2 separate regions of the Homo sapiens genome follow, and region 1 is linked to region 2. Evidence: read pairs that join two places in POLR2A ChIA-PET (ENCODE). Cell type or tissue: endothelial cell of umbilical vein. All regions are shown on one strand. Each heading gives the region's core, and the rest is flanking DNA. Links, peaks and the distances in the headings are about the cores only.

Region 1 (9,717 bases), core at 1,230-9,229, 49 kb before region 2:
CCCACTGTTCATGTACCTGGAGCTCATGTACCTGGAGATGTGGAGTTATCAGAACTTTCTGCCACCCTTAATCCTCTTGGCCCAGTGAAAGAAGGGAAGCTGTTTCAGCATGGCCGCTGACTCACCGTGTGTCACTTCCCCACCCCCTGATTAAAGCCTTCTCCCTCATTAGATCGCTGCTAAGCCTACTCACCCATCTCTTGGGTCTGGAGAGGAAAATCATCTCTGGAAAACCCGGCAGAGAGAGTCTAAAGGGTTGATAAAGAGATTCCAGCAGGGAAAGGTTTGCCCAGACACATGCCCCATGCAAGGGACAGCAGTCTCCTGGACTCCCAGGGCAAACTCACTGCTTTTCCATGTCTCACTGGAATAATGTTGGCAGCCAGAGGTCTACCAGAACCTGAGCTAATTTGGTAAATAAGGACCAAAAACAAGGGCCACATTTCGGCCCCCTTTGCTGAGACCCAGACTCCTGAAAGAATTCCAGGGATTTTTCTTGCTTGGAAGTAACTGGACCTCCAGCCCTGAATTCCTCTCCCCAGGAGAGCTTGTTCCCCTGCTCAGAACAAATAACACATTTCCTGGTTAATCAGAGGGCAGAATCGCTGAAGGAAAGTTTGACTGGGCCCCCAGCCTTCCAGACGGGAGCCGCTCATGGGCTTGGATGTTCTGCTCCAGACACTGGGCAGCTGGGACCCCAGCACTGCGCAGCCTCAGCCTCCAGTTTGGAAGGTGCAGGCCGTACAGAGAGGTGCCGACTCCCTCCTGTGTGAGGTTGTTAAGGCCCGCAAAGGCTGCCAGAACCATTCCACCTTAGGTGCCATGACCTGGCGTCCCCTCAAGAATTCACAACCACCCTGCCCTGGTCTGCCGGTGCCTGTCTCCTCCAAGTGGGTATGACATGCTGGCTGGTGGTGATAGCCATGGTATGGATGTTCCTGCAAAGGTAAGGTGAGCTGGCCTGTATTTCAGAGTGTGCTGGAAAGGGCCCTCCCACAAACATGTGGTGAACATTTACGTCTTCTGTGAGCGGAGCACAGTTCTGAGCTCATTTCCGTCTTCTGTGAATGCAGCACAGTTCTGAGCTTCATTTGGCTTCTACTTTCTTATCTGAAAGTTGAGATAATGATGTTCTTTTTGCCATTTTTCTCTTCAGGACAAACTAGCTAGCCAGCCCTGTTTACCCTGTCATGGGGCTAGGGGCAGGTGTCAATTACTACTCCTCCATTTACCAACTGATATTTCATTTATTGTTTGTTTGTTTGTTTGAGACAGGGTCTCACTCTGTCACCCAGGCTGGAGTGCAGTGGCACAATCTCGGCTCACTGCAGCATCCACCTCCTGGGTTCAAGCAATCCTCCAGCTTCAGCCCCCCAAGTAGCTGGGACTGTAGGTGCACGCCACCAAGCCTGGCTAATTTGTATTTTTTGTAGAGACGGGGTTTTGCCATTTTGCCCAGGCTGGTCTTGAACCCCTGGACTCAAGTGATCCTCCCGTCTCGGCCTCCTAAAGTGTTGGGATTATAGGTGTGAGCCACCACATCCAGCCTTGGTATTTCTTGAGCACTCAGAAGGTACCAGGCACTGTGCCAAGTCATCTTATAGTCACTTCCTTGTTTAATGAGAAGCGCTATTGATGAAGGAAGTGCTATTATTTCCCCACATAGCAGATGAGGAAATGAAGGCTCGGGGAAGTAAATGACTCATCCACAGTCACAAGCCAGTAGGTGGCTGCGCTGGGATTCACTCCTGGTTTGTCTGGTCCCAGATGCTAAACCAATGCCAGCTTCCAGGGGAAGGGAGACCACCGACAGCTGCATTTTTCTCAGAGCTGGAAGCATGCACAGCTGTTTGTGGTGTGGTGGGGGTGCTAATGGCTGCATGGGACTGTGGTCACAGGTCAGCCCCCACCAAGCATCCCCCATTCTCCTCAGGCCTGTTTACCAGCTAGGGGTCCGCTCTGAGTCAGGGCGGTGAATCTGATTCGCACCCACAGAGAAGAAGGAAGGAAGTCACAGCCACACTCACCCCACCTCCATCAAGTAGTCTGCAGTTGCTGAATAGAGCTCATCTCAACTCGTAGCTTTTCTCTTTGGGAAAGAGAAATGACATACATACAATGTCTATTTAGCTCTGTGTGGTAGAGGTGTTGCCATTCCCATTTCACAAGCCCAGAGGGGTAGTCGCTTGCTCAAGGCCACACAGCTGGGAGTTGAGCCAGGATTCAACTAAAAAGTCTGAACAACTCCAAAGTCCATGCTGTTTTCCCTGCAGCACACTGCACTCACACCAGGGTGTCCTGCAATGATGGGAAATGGGCAGCTCTTTCAAATCACTTAGTTCACTTCGCTTCCCTTCATTTCCAGTCTCTGGTGCATGGGTGGGCTGATCTGAAAGCTCCGTGCCATTCACTATAAGCTGAGATGTCATTTCCTATTTACCTGCATAAATTCCTTCAGTCCCTGGCTGGGGGTGGAGGGGTGGAGGAATCTTCTAAACCCCCGGGGGAGCCTGAAGCATAACTTCTCCTCAAGCACAGTCTCTGAAGACCTGAGCAGGACAACAGTGTGAGCAGCTGGAAGACCTCCTCCCTGTAATTCCTCCCAGTGAGACCAAGGGGACTTCATATGCTCTGCTGGAGGTGGAGAGAGTTACCCAGATGGGGAGAGCTCATGTACCTGGATTATTCTTTCAAAATCCCCAGGAAGAAAACCCTGTGGGCTGGGGGATTGTGCAGGCCTATCTAGGCTTCTAGAATGGCTGTGCAGGAATTTGAGGACAAAAAAGGACAAGAAGCAGCTTCCCTTGGCTGTCGCTGGCATCTTCCAGCCTGTGCCCACCTTGGCTTTGAGCTGGGTCATAGTAACACTCCTCACACCCTGAGGGATGAGGGATGCAGGGGCAGAGAGGAAGGTCTACAGTAGGGTCTTTCCTAAAACAAGCTCTCCCCAGGGAGGCCTGCAAGCCAGCTCCCTCTCACTCTCCATTGTCAAGACAAAGAGAGGAAGAGGATGCCTTCTGCCATCATCCCCTGAGTCCATTTTCCCTGGATCATCCATGGAGAGTGGGGGCTCAATGATGTTTGCCCTGGTGCCCCCAATACCCTCTCTAGGGCCCCAGTCCCTCAGGAACAGACCCAGACCTGGCAAATCCCCAGGAAAGGGCACAGACACCAGGCTGAGGGGGCAGGCGAGGTGCAGCAGATCCCAGTGGGCCCCGGCTAGTCCTAGTCTGAATGACTCATTCCTTGTTTCCGTCCACTGTGGTCTGAGTGCCTTGGCCCAGGGGCCCCCAAGAGGTTGTAACACAGGCTGGCCTCTCGCCCATCAGGGCTCAGCAGACAAAAATTAAAGATCTCACTCCTCAGGAACTCACACAGACAGCACAGGCATGCTCTGTACTCTGCCTCACCAGACCAGACCTCAGGCCAGAGGAGGCTGATGGCCAAGAGAGGAAGGAAAGTCGTCTCCAGCTGCTCCTCCTCCTCTTCACCCCCCATGACCTGCCATGAAGGCCTGGCCCTGCCCACTGTCTTCTTACTCCCCCTCTGGTCCTCCGCCTAACAGTGGTGGTGCCAGCGGCATCTCCTCAGCTCTGTTCCGTTCCTCCCCATTTCTGACTGAAGACAACAGCAAAGGTGAAACAGCCTGTGCCTCCCAGGAGGAACAGACTTATAGGGAACTAACCATACATTTTCTGGCAGCCCATTTCTGATTAAGTCACTCACCTGCTCAACAACCTTCAATGGATCCCCACTACTTCACAAATCAATCCCAAACTTCTTACTGGGTTTGACACACAAGCTTGTTTCATAACCCTCCCAGCCATGTATGCTGACACTCCGCACAGTCTCACCCTCTCAGAATCCCACCCAGTTTCCTCTCCCCCATCCCCTCACCCAAACACCTTGGCTGACATTATTTCCTTGATCTGGAATGTTCTTCACCACCCCTGCCTGTTTGTTTAAACTCCCATTTTAAAGGCCGCCTCTTCCATGAAGACTTCCTGGGCACCTCCCTCCATCTGGAAAGTTTGCTGCTTCCACCAAATCCCTGTAGCCCTCAACGTACTGCACTCTGCTCTGCATGACTAGTCCACAGCTATGGGTCCTGGAGTAGTAGGAAGAACAAGGGGCTTTGTGGTTCTAACCTCAGCACCATCATTTACCAGTTATGTGCCCTGGGCTAAGTGACTCATTGAGCCAGTTTCCTCACCAAGACAATAGAGATCCAATAGATACCTTTCTAAACAATGCCTAGAAAAAGCAACTGTACTTATCAGTGACATAACACTCCAGGCCACAGTGGATTGAACCAAAGATAAGCACCTGAGCCACAGGCAGCCCTTTCACTGGCCAGTCAGTGACCTAAGATTTCTGTGGGCTGACTTAAATACAGACATCATTGGTTGCTGAACAAATGAGATTCTCTCTGAAATTTCAACTAAGAAACTTTACTTTGAAAGCCAACCCCCTGGGATTAAAACAGACAAGTCCATGTTCCCTAGAGCTTACAGCCCAATGGAGCTCGTATAACCACACCGCAATAAAGCCAGAGAGGTGGAGTGACTTGCCCAGGGTCACACAGCTAGTCAGTTACACAGAGAAGGCTAGAGCTCAGGTCTCCCCACCAGGGCTTGGTCTAGGTTGGTTGGCTTCTACTACAGGATCAAAAGGATGGACCCTGAACTGATTGCCTACAGAAGGCTGAAGAGGCACCAGCCATACCCTATGTGAACCTATGCTAGGCACATGGGCGGCTTTGGTGCAAAGAATTCTTCCATTCCAAGCAGTCATTAAAACCAAAGTCAGATCATGTCTGGGAGCAGACTCCAGTTGGAATTCTGTGTCTGCCCTTAGTACATCTTTCTGATCACACCCCTTCCCCTCCCTGGGCCTCAGATTCCTCATCTACAAAAAGAAGATTTTTACAAATTCCCTGTCAACACTAAGATTTTGATTTGAGCAGCAGACAGATAAGGAGAGCATGTGGATCCAAGGAACTGCAGGGTCCACAGAATGTGCATGTGGAGGGGACTCCCCGAGATAGGCCATCCCATTTCTTCAATTTATGGCAGGGCAAACTGAGGCCCAAAGAGGGAGAGATGCTGGCCCAAGGTCATGTGACTGGTTATTGGCCAGCACTTGAACCAGGGCCTCCTGACTCCCAGGCCTTTCAACTCTTTCAGCTGCTGCAAGAAGCTGGGAGCTATCTGGCCGTCTGGGCCAGGGAAGCCAAGAGTCACTATGCATGTCAGGGCAGGGCCTCGGGGCTTGGGAACATCTCTGATGGTGAGTGTAAGTGGCAAAGCTGCTGGTGGAGAGGGGTGGCTCGAGGGTCCCGGAGGGCGTATTGGAGATGAGCTGTCAGCAGCTTCCCTCCTCTGGCTGACAAGAAGAAACAGGGAAGGGTCCATGATGGTTGAAGGGAAACAGTCCCCATTTCTGATAAAGCCACTGCTCCATGGAGTGCCCCCCGCAACTCACACACACACTATCCACCCCTGCCTGGCTGCTGAGACCTCCCACCCGCAATCTCCGTCTCAGGTTGTGTATTGGTATCCTCAGGCACACTATTTTGTGAAGCCTGGAATTCCTTTCACTGCCTGAGATGCTTCCAAGCACCCATTTCTAAAATTCAGCCTGTTTGGCTGGGATCATGATGCCCTCCCATTCCACAGACATTTTTTGAGCACCTAATATGTGTCAGGCACTGTGCTAGGCACGGGGACAACTTCACTCCCTTTGTGATGTTAAGTGCTTCCATAGGGGAATTGACACAGCCTTTTGGACTTACTGAAAAACTGCTAATTGTGCGAGGAGGGGCTTGGTTGGAGAACATTTCTCAGAAAGTCATGACTCTGACTTAAATCTTTTTTGAGACAGGGTTTTGCTGTGTCATCCAGGCTGGAGTGCAGTGGCACAATCACAGTTCACTGCAGCCTCAAACCAAGGCTCAAGAGATCCTCCCACCTCAGCCTCCCAAGCAGCTGGGACTACTGGCATGCACCAGCACACTCGGCTAATTTTTGTATTTTTCGTAGAGACAGGGTTTCACCATGTTCCCTGGGCTGGTTCCAAACTCCCGAGCTCAAGTAATCCATCCTCCTCGGCCTCCCAAAATGCTAGGATTACAGGTGTGAGCCACCACGCCTGGTTTCTGACTTAAATGTTTTTTGTTTTTTTTTTTTACTGGAGACAGGGTCTTACTTTCACCCAGGCTGGAGTGCAGTGGTGCAATCTCAGCTCACTGCAACCTCTGCCTCCTGGGCTCAAGTGATCCTCCCACCTCAACCTCCCAAGTAGCTGGAACCACAGGCACACACCACCATGCCTGGCTACTTTTTGTCTTTTTTATAGAGACGGGGTTTCACCATGTTACCCAGGCTTGTCTCGAACTCCTGAGCTCAAGTGATCCACCCGCCTCGGCCTCCCAAAGTGCTGGGAATATAAATGTGAGTCACTGTGCCCAGCCTCTGACTTAAATCTTAAAGTCTAAGAAGCAGTTTAGCATATGGGGAAGGGTGGGGCATGCCAAGGCAAAGGCAGTGAACGTGCAAATCCTGAGTGACTGGAAGGATTGCAAGAAGCTTGTATGGCTGAAGTTTCCATAGAAAGAAGGTTATGGAAAGGGAGGAGGCTGGAGGGGAAGGCTGGGGCTAATGCATGTGGAGCTTAGCTCTAACGAGCTCCTTCGCTCAGAAAAAGGAATCTGGCCAGGCACGGTGGCTCACGCCTGTAATCCCAGGACTTTGGGAGGCCAAGGCGGGTGGATCACCTGAGGTCAGAAGTTTAAGACCAGCCTGGCCAACATGGCAAAACCCCGTCTCTACTAAAAATACAAAAAAATTAGCTGGGCATGGTGGCACGCACCTGTAATCCCAGCTACTCAGGAGGCTGAGGCAGGAGAATCACTAGAATCCGGGAGGCGGAGGTTGCAGTGAGCTGAGATCACACCATTGCACTCCAGCCTGGTAAAAACAAGAGCAAAACTCAGTCTCAAAAAAAAAAAAAAAAAAGAAAAGAAAAGGAAAAAAGAATCTTTTTCCCACATCCAAGCCACCAGCTGGCCCCAGAGTGGGCAGACAACTACCTGGAATTCTGAAACTGATGTCTTCTGGTTAACAGGGAGGTCACTTGGGTGAGGAGGAAGCAGCATGATCTTATTCTCATCAACCCTCACTAAAGCCACCCCAAAATAAACATCTAAACATAAAGTCGTACAGATGCCAGACAGGTATTTGCCATGCTTAAAACAATGCCCAGTCCTGCTTCCCAGCACTGCATCCCCCCATGGCTTCTCTTTTCTAGAAAGTGAGGAGCTGCCAGTGCAACAGCTCTGGCCTGGCCCCTGGGCTCCTGCCGCCATGACCCACTAGCCAGACTGTGTCTCTTCCTTGCCCCAGCTACCTCCACTTTTCTAAACCCTCTCTGAATTTCCTACTCCCTTTGGACCCCCCGGGTTCCTCTGGGGACTCAGCCTCAGTCAGGCTCTTGTCCCCAGTCACTCATTCTTGCTGGGCCTCAGGTTCTTCTCTGATCCCATAAGCTCAAGTTGAAGTTATATCATGCCGGGTGTCACAATATACATCTCCAAGCCCACCTGCTCTTCGGCCTCCCTCATAGCTTTGCTTCATAGATAGAGAAGCCTTATGTGCTTGACATCAAACAGATACCTGAGGAGTGCCTGGTGCATTTCAGCCATTATTTCTTGAGTATCCCTTTGTCAGGCATCAGAGTTGCCAAGAAGAATAAGGCTAAGGACGGTCCCTACCCTCAAGCAGCTGCCAGTATAGTAGGAAAGGCAGACAGTACATATCATGGTAAGTGCTGTGAGTGAGATAAGATCAGGGTACAATGTGAATACAAGGACAGGGTACCTAATCCAGCCTGGGAGCATAGGATGGTCAGGGAAGGTCCTAGAGAAGATGCTGTCTGAGCTGGGGCTGGAAGGCTGGGCATGTCTCAGCCAGGAGAAGGTGAAAAGGCTGAGGAAGAGAAGGCAAAGCTGTGATTACCAGAGCCAGGTTCACACAAACTAAACCACACCCCATTCAACCCCGTTTCTTTTTTTTTTTTTAAGACAGAGTCTCACTCTACTAGAGTGATGTGGCCCAATCTTGGTTCATTGCAACCTCTGCCTCCCAGGCTCAAGCGATCCTCCCACCTCAGCCTCCCAAGCAGCTGGGACTACAGGTGCGCGCCAGCACGCTCGGCTAATTTTTGTATTTTTTGTAGAGACAGGGTCTTGCCATGTTACCCAGGGCTGGTCTCAAACTCCAGGTCTCAAGCAGTCCTCCCGCCTTGGCCTCCCAAAGTGCTAGGATTACAAATGTGAGCCACAGAACCCAGCCCCAGTTCCTTTTTCAATAGGGTTCCTGACCAGAGAAATGTTGTCCTATTTTTAATGATATTCAAATGAAATGGAAATGATATTCAATGTGGATAGGCTGAGAAAATGTGGAGCTCATGGTAATGCAATTAGGCATATGTGTAGATGTTTAAACAACCATTCCCCACATTGATGAATGAATGGAGGTCATTGAGACCTATAAACATGCATGAGACAGGGATGTAACCTACACAAAACTTCTCACAATTTTGAGATCAGAAAAATAATTTTTAGGCCGGGCGCAGTGGCCCACGCCTGTAATCCCAGCACTTTGGGAGGCTGAGGCAGGTGGATCACCTGAGGTTGGGAGTTCCAGACCAGCCTGACCAGCATGGAGAAACCCTGTCTCTACTAAAAATACAAAAAAATTAGCCAGGTGTGGTAATGCTTGCCTGTAATCCCGGCTACTCGGGAGGCTGAGTCAGGAGAATTGCTTGAACCCGGGAGGTGGAGGTTGCGGTGAGCCGAGATCACACCATTGCACTCCAGCCTGGGCAAGAAGAGCAAAACTCCATCTCAAAAAAAAAAAGAAAAAGAAAAGAAAAATAATTTTTATCAAATTTTCACATGACATAGAACTAGAAGAATAAATGATAAAACTGGATGATAGAAGCAAAATATAAACTGATCTTATCTAGAAATTTAATAGAGATAAGTAAAAAAGTCTTACATCTTGGTCCAGATAAATTAATAATTAACTTAAGGATAAGAGATACTTGCTTTGGGCCGGGCGTGGTGGCTCAAGCCTGTAATCCCAGCACTTTGGGAGGCCGAGGTGGGTGGATCACATGAGGTCAGGAGTTCAGGACTCCCAGCTACTTGGGAGGCTGAGGCGGGAGAAATGCTTGAACCCGGGAGGCGGAGGTTGCAGTGAGCCAGGATCACGCCATTGTACTCCAGCCTGGGTGACAGAGAGAGACTCCATCTCAAAAAAGAGAAAAAAAAAGAGATACTTGTTTTGATACCAGCTCATGTGAAATGACCCAAATTTGGGGAGACAGTGGTGCAAACTATTCAGCAGTGAATAGGGAGAGCCTAGGTAGCTACTGGTTCAAAATAAACTAACAATACAACTTCCTTAAAGGTCTAGTGCCATCTTGGATAGAATCCAGGGCTCAGAAGCCAGGTGCGGTGGCTCATGTCTGTAATACCAGCACTTTGGGAGGCCGAGCGGGGAGGATCACTTGAGGCCCGGAGTTCAAGACCAGCCTGGGCAACATAGCAAGACTCTGTCTCTACAAAATGGTCTGGTAAGAACCTATCTCTACAAAAAAAATTAAAAATTAGCTGGGTGTGGTGCACACCTGTAGTCTCAGCTATTCAGGAGG
Region 2 (9,717 bases), core at 466-8,465:
ATATACCTGAAAAAATAAATTCTATTACTCCCTTAAATGTCATAGGATTTTATAGACGGTACATGATATTAACATTCTTTACTACTCATTGATTTTTTTTTTTTTTTTTTTGAGACAGAGTCTTACTCTGTTGCCCAGGCTGGAATGCAGTGGTGCGATCTCGGATCACTGCAACTTCCGCCTCCGGGGTTCAAGTAATTCTCATGCCTCAGCTTCCCAAGTAGCTGGGATTACAAGCGTGCATCACCACACCCAGCTAATTTTTGTATTTTCAGTAGAGACGGGGTTTCACCATGTTGGCCAGGCTGGTCTCGAACTCCTGACCTCAGGTGATCCACCCACCTCAACTTCCCAAAGTGCTGGGATTACAGAAGTGAGCCACCATGCCCGGCCTCAGTGATACTTGATGAATAAATGAGTATTAATTATTACTCTTCATAAATAATGAGCTACTTGCTACTTTCATTTATTTATCCCTTAAGCTAATATCTCTGCACTCTTTGCTACTAATTTTCACATTCTAATTTTTTAAAGGCTGAAGGGTCAATGAATGGAGGAGCGACAAAAGTGAAACCACCTCTTGCATAAATGGCTTTCCAGCTGCATCTCATAAGAGAAGGTACACCAAGCTGGTTCCTGTAAGCTACAAAAATGCCAAGTTAAGAATGGGAGTCTGAATTGCAATCACTTACCTCAAGCTCATTCTCATCAAAAATAGCCAAAAGGTTCTCAGGGACCAATTCATTCAGGCCTGAAACAAAGTAGGCAAGTTAAAGTCATACCCACACCATGGATACAGGTATTTTAACTTCAAGGCCAAGAACAGACAGGATCCCACCTTTTAGGAAATGTTCCACCTCCTCTTTCACTTGACTGGCCAGCCGATATTGGGCCAGCAAATTTAAATAGAAGATTTTATTCGCATTGGTGACTGGAGTTTGAGCTCCACCTGTCATGAGTTCTACAACCTGTAACAGGCAGCAAAAGACAGACAAGGGAGAGGCTGTGGATGGAAATTTATGAGATGACATCTGCCTGGATGTTTTATAGACACAGATTACTGACCTCCATCACTGTCAGTCACAAGTTTCTGCTGTGCATTCAGCTTTTCAACACACTTGGTTTAATTTAGTTCCTAAGCTTCAGGGTTCCTACCACTATTGCTGTATACTAGCTATTATTTCTGAAATGGGTGCCTGGGTAAGGTCTTCTCTGACTCAGTCAAGTAGTAGTGATGCAATAGGAAGATACTATGGCTCCTCGCTAGCAATGTTTTAATCTATGATCCAAAATGAAACCACTATTGACCTCTTCTCTAAGCAACTAAGAGTAAAATCAGATAAGCAGTAAGGAAGTCTTTTTATGTCTCAGAAATTCCAAGATGGGAACAATTGTTCCCACACATTCTTTTATCTCTAATGTGAGTCAACAGAACAAGCCACAGTTTGATACTTGAAGATCCTGGATTCTAATCTCAGCCCTGATGCTAGCTTGCTACAGACCTTTGGTTAATTGCCCCTCCAGACCTTAGGGGAAATTATTTGGCCTGAACTTTCCTCTCTGCAAAGAAAAAGGTGAACAAACTGTATGACTCTCAAACAGAATTGGTATCCCCCAATAAACTCCTAAGGGAACTTTGAAGGAGCCCTGAAGCACAGCTTAAAACCATCATCCAGGAATATTTGTGTAGAGTGACCAAGGTTGTCTCCACAGGTGAATGAAGTTACAAGATCAGATTTTAAGACAACAGCATGGTAGCAATAGCATGCTACTCCACAGCAGGGATTCTCAATGGATCTAAAAATGTAAAACATTTTTTCTGTTGGTATGCACAATCCTGGATTTTTTTTTTAATGTAAGCATTTCTATCTAGGAGACTGAGAAATAAATTATTAAGATTTAGTATTCATATTAAACACAATTAAAATGAGCACTACCCTGGGTCTGAGGACCCTAATTCAGTGTCCTATTGACTCTAGCTGCCTTACCATGCCAGCTCAGGAAGTTGGGTCTAATCCCATGTGTACAAAGGCAGACAGCTGGGAATCCCATAATTTCCAGAAAGGATATCTGATTATCAGTATAGTGGTACCAATGGTCACAATTTTTCAATCATTCCTATTCTGCTTTTAACTTTAAATTTACTGCAACTTTAGCGTCATCATTATCATTTGATGCTGTTTAACACCACAATGTAAATAGAAGCACATGCATCGGAAATATCTCTGGGCCATCATTTTCTAATAAAAAGTTTTGGTTTTATTATTTTGAGATAGGGTTTTGCTGTGTCACCCAGGCTGGAGTGCAGTGGTGCAATCACAGCTTACTGCAGCCTTAACCTCCTGGGCTCAAGCGATGTTCCAGCTTCAGCGCCCACTTCCTCCCACACTACCCCAGTAGCTAGGACCACAGGCACACGCCACCATACCCAGCTAGATTTTTAAAATCTAAAAGACAGGGTCTTGCCAAAGTTGCCCAGGCTGGTCTTGAACTCCTGGTCTCAAGCCATCCTCCTGCCTCAGCCTCCCAAAGTGTTGCAATTACAGGCCATGAGCCACTGCGCCCAGCCAAAAAGTTTAAAAATACCCAGGCATTGTGTTAAAATAGGAATCACCTACATCACTACTGCAAATGTTGACACAGACACTGCCATCTCTTCCAAATCTGCTTGTACAGTGACACTTCACCATCATTCAGTTATTTTTCAACTGGAAGCAGGACTCGGTGGGATAGATGGAGATATGTGTCTTTTGCTTCACTCAAATGGGCTGAGATCATAAAGCATAGGATGCAATGTCCTAAAGCTGTGCTGTCCAATACAGCAGCTGCTAGCCAAGTGTAGTTATGTAAGTATACATTAACTAAAATGAGAAGTTCACTTATTATGTCACCCACATTTTGGGTGTTTAATAGACAACACAAATATGGAACATTTCCACCACTGCAGAAAGTTCTCTTAGACAGTCCTGCTCTACAGGAAACTGGAGAACATAGGACCCAGAGGCTTTGTCCTCTTTCTCACCTTATCCAATTGACCTGATTTATTATATTTCTCTTCTGCAAAGACCAGCTCCATCTCACTCATGTCATTGTTGAGGATAAAACAAACTTTAGATTTGTAGAATTCTGGGTCATCTGTTTCAAAGTACTGAGGAGGCAGAAAGACACAGAACAGAACATGAATACTCTTGCCCTGAAAGGTGTAACTGCTTAGAACCACTTATCCCTTCAACCTTAAAAATTATTTACAAGCCCAGGAGGAGAGATTTCAGGGTTAATGGCCAGGGGCCTTAGTAGGAAATGCACACCCAAGATGTTACCTTGTAATGCATACGCAGTCCTATGATTTGGGCCAGGAAAGAGCGGGTGAAGCGAGCTCGGACCAACTGCTTGTAGGCTCCTCCTAGAGAGGACTCATAGAGACACTTGCCCACGAGCCGTCCCGCAAACTCATACATTTTCAGGCGCAGATGAGCGGGGCGATTAGGGTTGGGATGCACCTGTCCAAGAAAGAGACTGAAAGGCCCTGGGCCATTTTTCTTCAAGCCCAGTTCTGGAAGGACCCTTCCTTCCCCAACCCCATGCCAAAGGAACAAGATGTCACTGTGAGGATCAGAGCCCATCCAAATGTTAGTTTTTTGGTAGCCACCACTGAGTAATTCAAAGTGACTAGAAGATAAAGGGCAAAGGTGGACATAATTAAGAATCTTATATTAAGTTTGTGGTTAATCAGCAGATGATGTGATGCCTTTTCCCTAAACCAGAACTTCTTTCAGCCAAAGTGTACTTCTCTACTCCTGACACCTTTGTCTAGACAAAGATCTAGTACAGGAATCATTTGCTTCAGGTATGTTTTGAGAAAGAGGCTTAATTATTATAATAATTAGTAGAGTAGACATTATACTATAATGTTTTTAGTCAAATATTCAGCTGCCTGCATTTTTGCTTATTTTACAGATGAAATAATAAAGGCAAAGAGGAGAAAGACAATCTGATTAGCTTATATTTTAAGCAGTAAAATTAAGAATAGGACACAGGTTGTCAGGTTCCCAGATCAGTTTCATAATTTTGAATCCTTGTTAGTCTACCCATGATAACATAATCCACATTTTCCACCCACCCGTCACCAACTCACTAATGCTTGGTTGTTGTCACTGAACCGGGTGAAGAGCTGATTGGTGGTATCAAATAGTGCTTTGCAGATTAGCTCAAACCATTCCCGGCGAGGCCCTCCCCAGTCCAGAGCTGAAAAGCATAATGAAAATAAAAAATGACTCTGCCCTCCCTCCTCTTACCACTTTTGTTTATTGAGTCATCATTTTATACTCTCCACATTCCCTCTATTGTACTACTCTGGTGTTTCTCCGTTGCGACTCATCTAAACTGTGGTCCTTTAGAAATCCCACCCCTTTTTGTAGGATTAATGGTATTCTGATCACTAAGGAAAAGCCCCCTAGTATGGAAACACCAGAGGTCGGAGATCCCAGGAAATGGACATTTCTCTCAAGGTAACCACGGTTCAAACACTTAGAACTCTCTCTCCAAGTCCCTGTATGTCTGTGTACCACAAGCTCCTCAATGCCATCCTGGCCAGTAAATACTACCCTTTTTTTCTTGACTCATGGTTCCCTTTTCCTTGGGGAAAAAAAAACCTAGGTTTTTTTTTTTAGGGAGTGAGTAGGAGGTAAGAGTTGCTTTTTTTTTTTTTTTTTTTTTTTTGTGGAGAAGGTGCGAGTGGGGAGGAGAGTTCAAAAAGATGAATATAAAATTTCAAAACTGACCTTCTTCATCCTGGAAAACAACCTCAAAGTTCTTGCTCCAATCTGAGATGGAGAAATTCCGAGTGGCTTTCAGAGACTGAAAAGAAGTGAAAGGAAGGGAATTGTCAGAACACTGGCTGGTGTCCTCTGGATGTTAAAGACAACACAAGAGCACTGCCATTGTCTGCTGGACTAACTACGACTGCCTGAAGGAGATATGTTACTCATAAACAAGCTTTAATGATACCACCTGACATTTAAAATGCACATAACTTCAAATTTAAAGTTTTAAAAAATAATCTGATTTGCCTTTACATCATCACTTTGTTGGAAAGCTGAAGTTGTTTTTTTCTTTTCCTTTTGTTTTAAACAATCCTTGTTTTAGCAATGAAAACATTCTTGCATAAAGAAGTAAAAAATGACTCAAGTCAGTAAGCTGTAGGCAAAAGAACCAAGGAATCCTGGTTTTCAGCAAAGTATGATCTATCCACTAGACATATTTATCCACAAGGCTAGGTTCAGACAGCGAGCCATGCCACACGGAGAATATGGCTGAGAAAACGGGTTTCCAGTCACACCTACCAGAGCCAAACATCACAAACACTTTCTGGACAGGAACCAAGCCTTCTCATTCCTGGGGAATGTAAGAACTATGCCAGTGTCTGTGCAGTGGAGACAGACACACATCAGGTGTTCCTTTTCCATCAGACCAAAGTGACAACAAAAATCATTTCCTTTTAATTCAACAAGCGCTCTATTCCAGGGATTCAATAACAAGAAGTTTCTTCTGTAATCACTATTTACACCTGCCCTACATGGGAGTTCCAAGGGACCCATTCAGTAGATTTGAAGGCCAGTAAGTAAACTGCTCTTCCCTCGATAACATACCTCCAACAAAACTGCCCCAAATTTAGTAGAATCAAATAGAAGAACAGACATATGTAAAGAGAGAAATTTAGGTTTCAGAAATTTAGTATATCTGTCTTTTATAAGTATATCTGTCTTTTATAAGTATATCTATATCTTTACTTAAACAGAGAAATTTAAGTTTCATGAAAAAGATAACCAGATCAGGCATGGTAGCTCATGCCTGTAATCCCAACACTTTGGGAGGCTGAGGCGGGTGTATCACTTGAGTCCAGGAGTTCGAGACCAGCCGGAGCAATATGGCAAAATCCCATCTTTACAAAAAATACAAAAATTAGCCAGGCATGGTGACACATACCTATAGTCCCAGCTATTTGGGAGGCTGAGTTGGGAGGATCACAGCCCGGGAAGATCGAGGCTGCAGTGAGCCATGATCGCACCTCTGCACCCCAGCCTGGGCAATAGAGTGAGACCCTATCTCCCAAACAAAAACAAAAACAAAAACAGTAACCTGCAGAATATAGACATTCAATTGGAAAACTTTGGTATCTGCTGACAGAGATGAAATTTTACCTACCGATTCCAACAAGGCATGTCTGCTGACCTTCAGGGTGACTTTGGAATGTGGTCTTTTCATATGTACCTGCCGAAGCTCTCGCTGGAAAAAGTTCACCTTGTCCTGAAAGGTCTCAGAGCCTCCTGGGGAACAGCAAGATCCATCATTACAGCCTCATTACAAGCCATCTGTGTAGTCCTGCCTCTCCACCCTCATGGATGTGGCTGGGCTCACTACCTTCCCTATAGAATCCCTGTGTAACCTCACCTATGTTCTTATGCAGGGAGCGGATAAAAGTGGCTGCTAGAATGTTCCTCTCCTTACAGCTGAGCTCCACAGGAGGTTGAATGCCATCATCCACCACCAGTGTGAGCAGCTTATGGACAGGGTCAGGACCAAGGTATGAAAACTGGTAAAGAAAAACAAAGAAATTAATCTATAAAACCCTCAAGGCCAGTAAAAGTCCTCCACAGCTCTATCCTGTGTACCAACCAACAACAATAAGTTAGGCTTGTTTTCTCCAAATGAGGACCTACCAGAAATACATTTCATTATTTTTCCCTTCAGTGATTTACATTTCAACATTTAAAATTATTTTAGTCACAGAGACTGCCTTTAGTTAGGACCACCAGCAAAACTACAGACCTTCTAACATAAAATATAAGAAGGGTGATATGTTAAATAGCAATAAATGGCAATACGGTGATATATTAAATAGCAATAGTAAGGATATATTAAACAGCAATAAATGACTACTCCAAACTGATCAGAAGAAAACTATTTTTATAAAATGGCACATTCTAGCCTTTGGGCAAAAGTTTAGATTCCAGAAGCCCAGAAAAGTTAACAACAAACAAACAATGTATTTTAATATATGAGAGTGGTGCTTCTAAAAGGAGTTAGCTTCAGCACACTGGGAGACCAAGCTTGGGCCAGAGTTACAAACATCTTCTCTATTAACTTAGTCTTGAAGGCAAAGGATCACTGTTGAAGTATTCTGAGTTGCTGCTAATTCCTGTTTCTGTAGGCATGCGTCCTTCCAGAATTTATATATTCTTCATGCCATTTAGTGAGGAGATAATGATGCTTTATTTGGCAACGAATCCTGTGTACACTGTGAGATCTTGCAGAAACACTAAAAGTGCTTCTGAGAAAAAATAAAAGGCTGAGATAGTCCAGAGATGAAGCATGCTTGATGTGAACCAGATGTAAGGTTCAGCTTACTTTTGTTCCTGGACACACTCGGAAGGTGTAAAGGCGCCAGGGGATGATCTTCAGGTAGAACTCCTTCACTGAGAATTGCTGGAGGACCAACAGACAGGAAATGAAGTGAATGATAAATAAAAAGGCTCTATTTGGGTATTCTAATTCAAATATCATAGTCCCTATTTACATTTCTCATAACCTTTCCTCTCCATGGACAAAAGTAATAATTTAGTGAGTACTAAAGTCAAATAAATACATTAACTCTCTATTTAAAAAGGCAAATTAAAAATATTACCCTGATGGCCAAGTGTGGATGGCTCACATCTATAATCTCAGCACTTTGGGAGGCCGAGGCAGGCAGATCACTTGAGGCCAGGAGTTCAAGACCAGCCTGGCCAACATGGCAAAACTCAGTCTCTACTAAAAATACAAAAAAATTAGCTGGGTGCGGTAGCTCATGCCTGTAATCCCAAGTACTCGGGAGGCTGAGGCACAAGAATCGCTTGAACCCGGGAGGCAGAGGGTGCAGTGAGCTGAGATTGGACCATGGCACTCCAGCATGGGTGACAAAGTGAGACCCTGTCTCAAAAAATAAAATAAATAAAAAAAATATGACTGACAATGCAGTTTCACACAGAGATATTTCATAATTGTAATACTCAAGTCTTTCTAAATATCTGGGATCAGGTTTTCACTTTATGAGAACAGAATATTTCACCTAGAAACAATCAAAATCTCCTTCTGCTCAGCCCCATGATGCTCAGAATGACTTCCTCCAAGTTACTGGATAGCAAACACCAGCAACCCATACACACTGCTTTATACCTATTTGAATGGTGCCAAGGATCTGCCAGGGAAGGGAGGCAAGATGGGGTGAGCTGGAGTGGAATATGTTGGTGGTATAGGGGAAGGTCCTCACACAAAAAAGTTCATACAAAAGAGGAAAAGACAATGCAAAAATTTTTTAATCTTAAAAAATCCCTTTTATCTGAATGTGCAGGTCAGTTGTTTTCTTGATAAAAAAAAGTTTAAAGAAAATTTCAAACACATACTAAAGAAGACAAAGAAGTATAATGAAACTATCAGCTGCTTCAACAATTATCAATTCATAGCCAATCTTGTTTCATTTATTCACTTACCCATTTCCCTCATTACCATCACCCCTAGTCCAAATTAAGGCTAGATTTTTAAATGAAGAATGGTACACAGCAAAGTGTTCTGAAGTAGAACAGAATTAGAACTCAGTTTTGGTTATGAGATTAAAGAGATGCAATGGGATGTTTCACAGAGTCTCATTTTTATGAGGACTGAATGAATAAGGAAAAACAAATATTAAAAAGAAACTAACACAAAGTGCTTCTTAGCTCAGGGGCTTGGGAAATTCACCTTCTTTCCTCTGCCAAAATTTCTTTACTCCAATCCTGTAGCCTAATAGTGACATCCATTTACTGTGGTTTCATGAATCACAGAACAAAAGATCAAATTGTTTTGACACAGCACAAGAAGCCAACAGTAATTTTTATGCTAGCAAGAAATTTTTAACAGTTGAAAGTGGCTTTCTATACAACTAGTTAACAATCTTGCCCTGATTCTCAGACTGTTACTTTGTGGTTTCTGCTACCAAATACCAATTACACACAGGTTCAAGCAGGGGGATTTTATGTCGAGAATGGAAGGTCCAACCTTTGGTGACACATAGCAGTACACCTTCTTCGGTTTCTTCACCTTCTCAGGGGTGTGGCACTCAGAGGGCGAGTCTTCATCTTCCTCGTCAACAGCAGTGGATGGCCGGCGCTGGGAAGAGGTCATGTGCATGGGTGGCAGGTGCCATGGAGTGCTGCTACAGTTGGTAGCATTATAAAGATAAGCCTCAAAGTAAATGCTCACGCCTGAAGTGGACACATTGCGTTCGACGATATTCTTCTCATCCTCTGAAGTATAATAAGGAATAAGGTTTAAAGTAGAAGTCAGAGAAGAAAAAAATTACCTATCACAGGCTTTTAGTCCACAGGACAAGCCAAATGTGGCCCAAATATCAAATGTTTGTGAGGTCAGACAAAAGAGTGCAAACAGGCAAAGAAACGGCTGAAGAACAGCACTAAATCATACTTTTCTTTTAACTTACCACTTAGGACAATAATGTCAAATTCACCATTATTGATTGGCTGATTTTGGTATGAAATGCAAGCATGGAAGCAGCCTCGAGAATGCAGGGTGAGTCGCAAGAACACCTGGAAAGTCTGCCTGTTGGATGTTACTGATTTCTCAAATGAGACACCAGTACTCTCTTCTTCTTGAGGGCCGAGCTATAGGAAGGCAACAGAGCAT

What was found. ChIA-PET counts read pairs that join two places held together with the same protein. Peaks named below come from ENCODE experiments on the same cell type or tissue, not always from the same donor. Only the 100,000 strongest peaks of a DNase experiment are listed, where the experiment ranks them.
Region 1: POLR2A ChIA-PET joins it to region 2 with 11 read pairs; 10 of 35 experiments call an interaction of 5 or more read pairs at or near these places.

Annotation. Positions count from the first base shown.
Region 1 is chr14:74,616,557-74,626,273 of GRCh38, forward strand. No RefSeq gene overlaps it. Among named protein-coding and RNA genes, the nearest start is that of LTBP2, 9.2 kb to the left of the region's middle. RefSeq lists enhancers at 973-2,172, 5,636-6,502. In endothelial cell of umbilical vein, for the core only: no CTCF peak of the experiment used is centred there; DNase peaks (open chromatin) are centred at 1,735, 2,235, 3,345 and 4,295; H3K27ac peaks cover 4,676 bases.
Region 2 is chr14:74,666,627-74,676,343 of GRCh38, forward strand. AREL1 (apoptosis resistant E3 ubiquitin protein ligase 1) reads right to left here. Exons shown (of 20, transcript NM_001039479.2): 7 at 9,515-9,695; 8 at 9,073-9,320; 9 at 7,408-7,485; 10 at 6,451-6,592; 11 at 6,205-6,326; 12 at 4,782-4,857; 13 at 4,136-4,245; 14 at 3,321-3,500; 15 at 3,023-3,148; 16 at 839-968; 17 at 693-751. Among named protein-coding and RNA genes, the nearest start is that of AREL1, 42 kb to the right of the region's middle. In endothelial cell of umbilical vein, for the core only: no CTCF peak of the experiment used is centred there; DNase peaks (open chromatin) are centred at 1,295, 4,405 and 5,355; H3K27ac peaks cover 4,246 bases.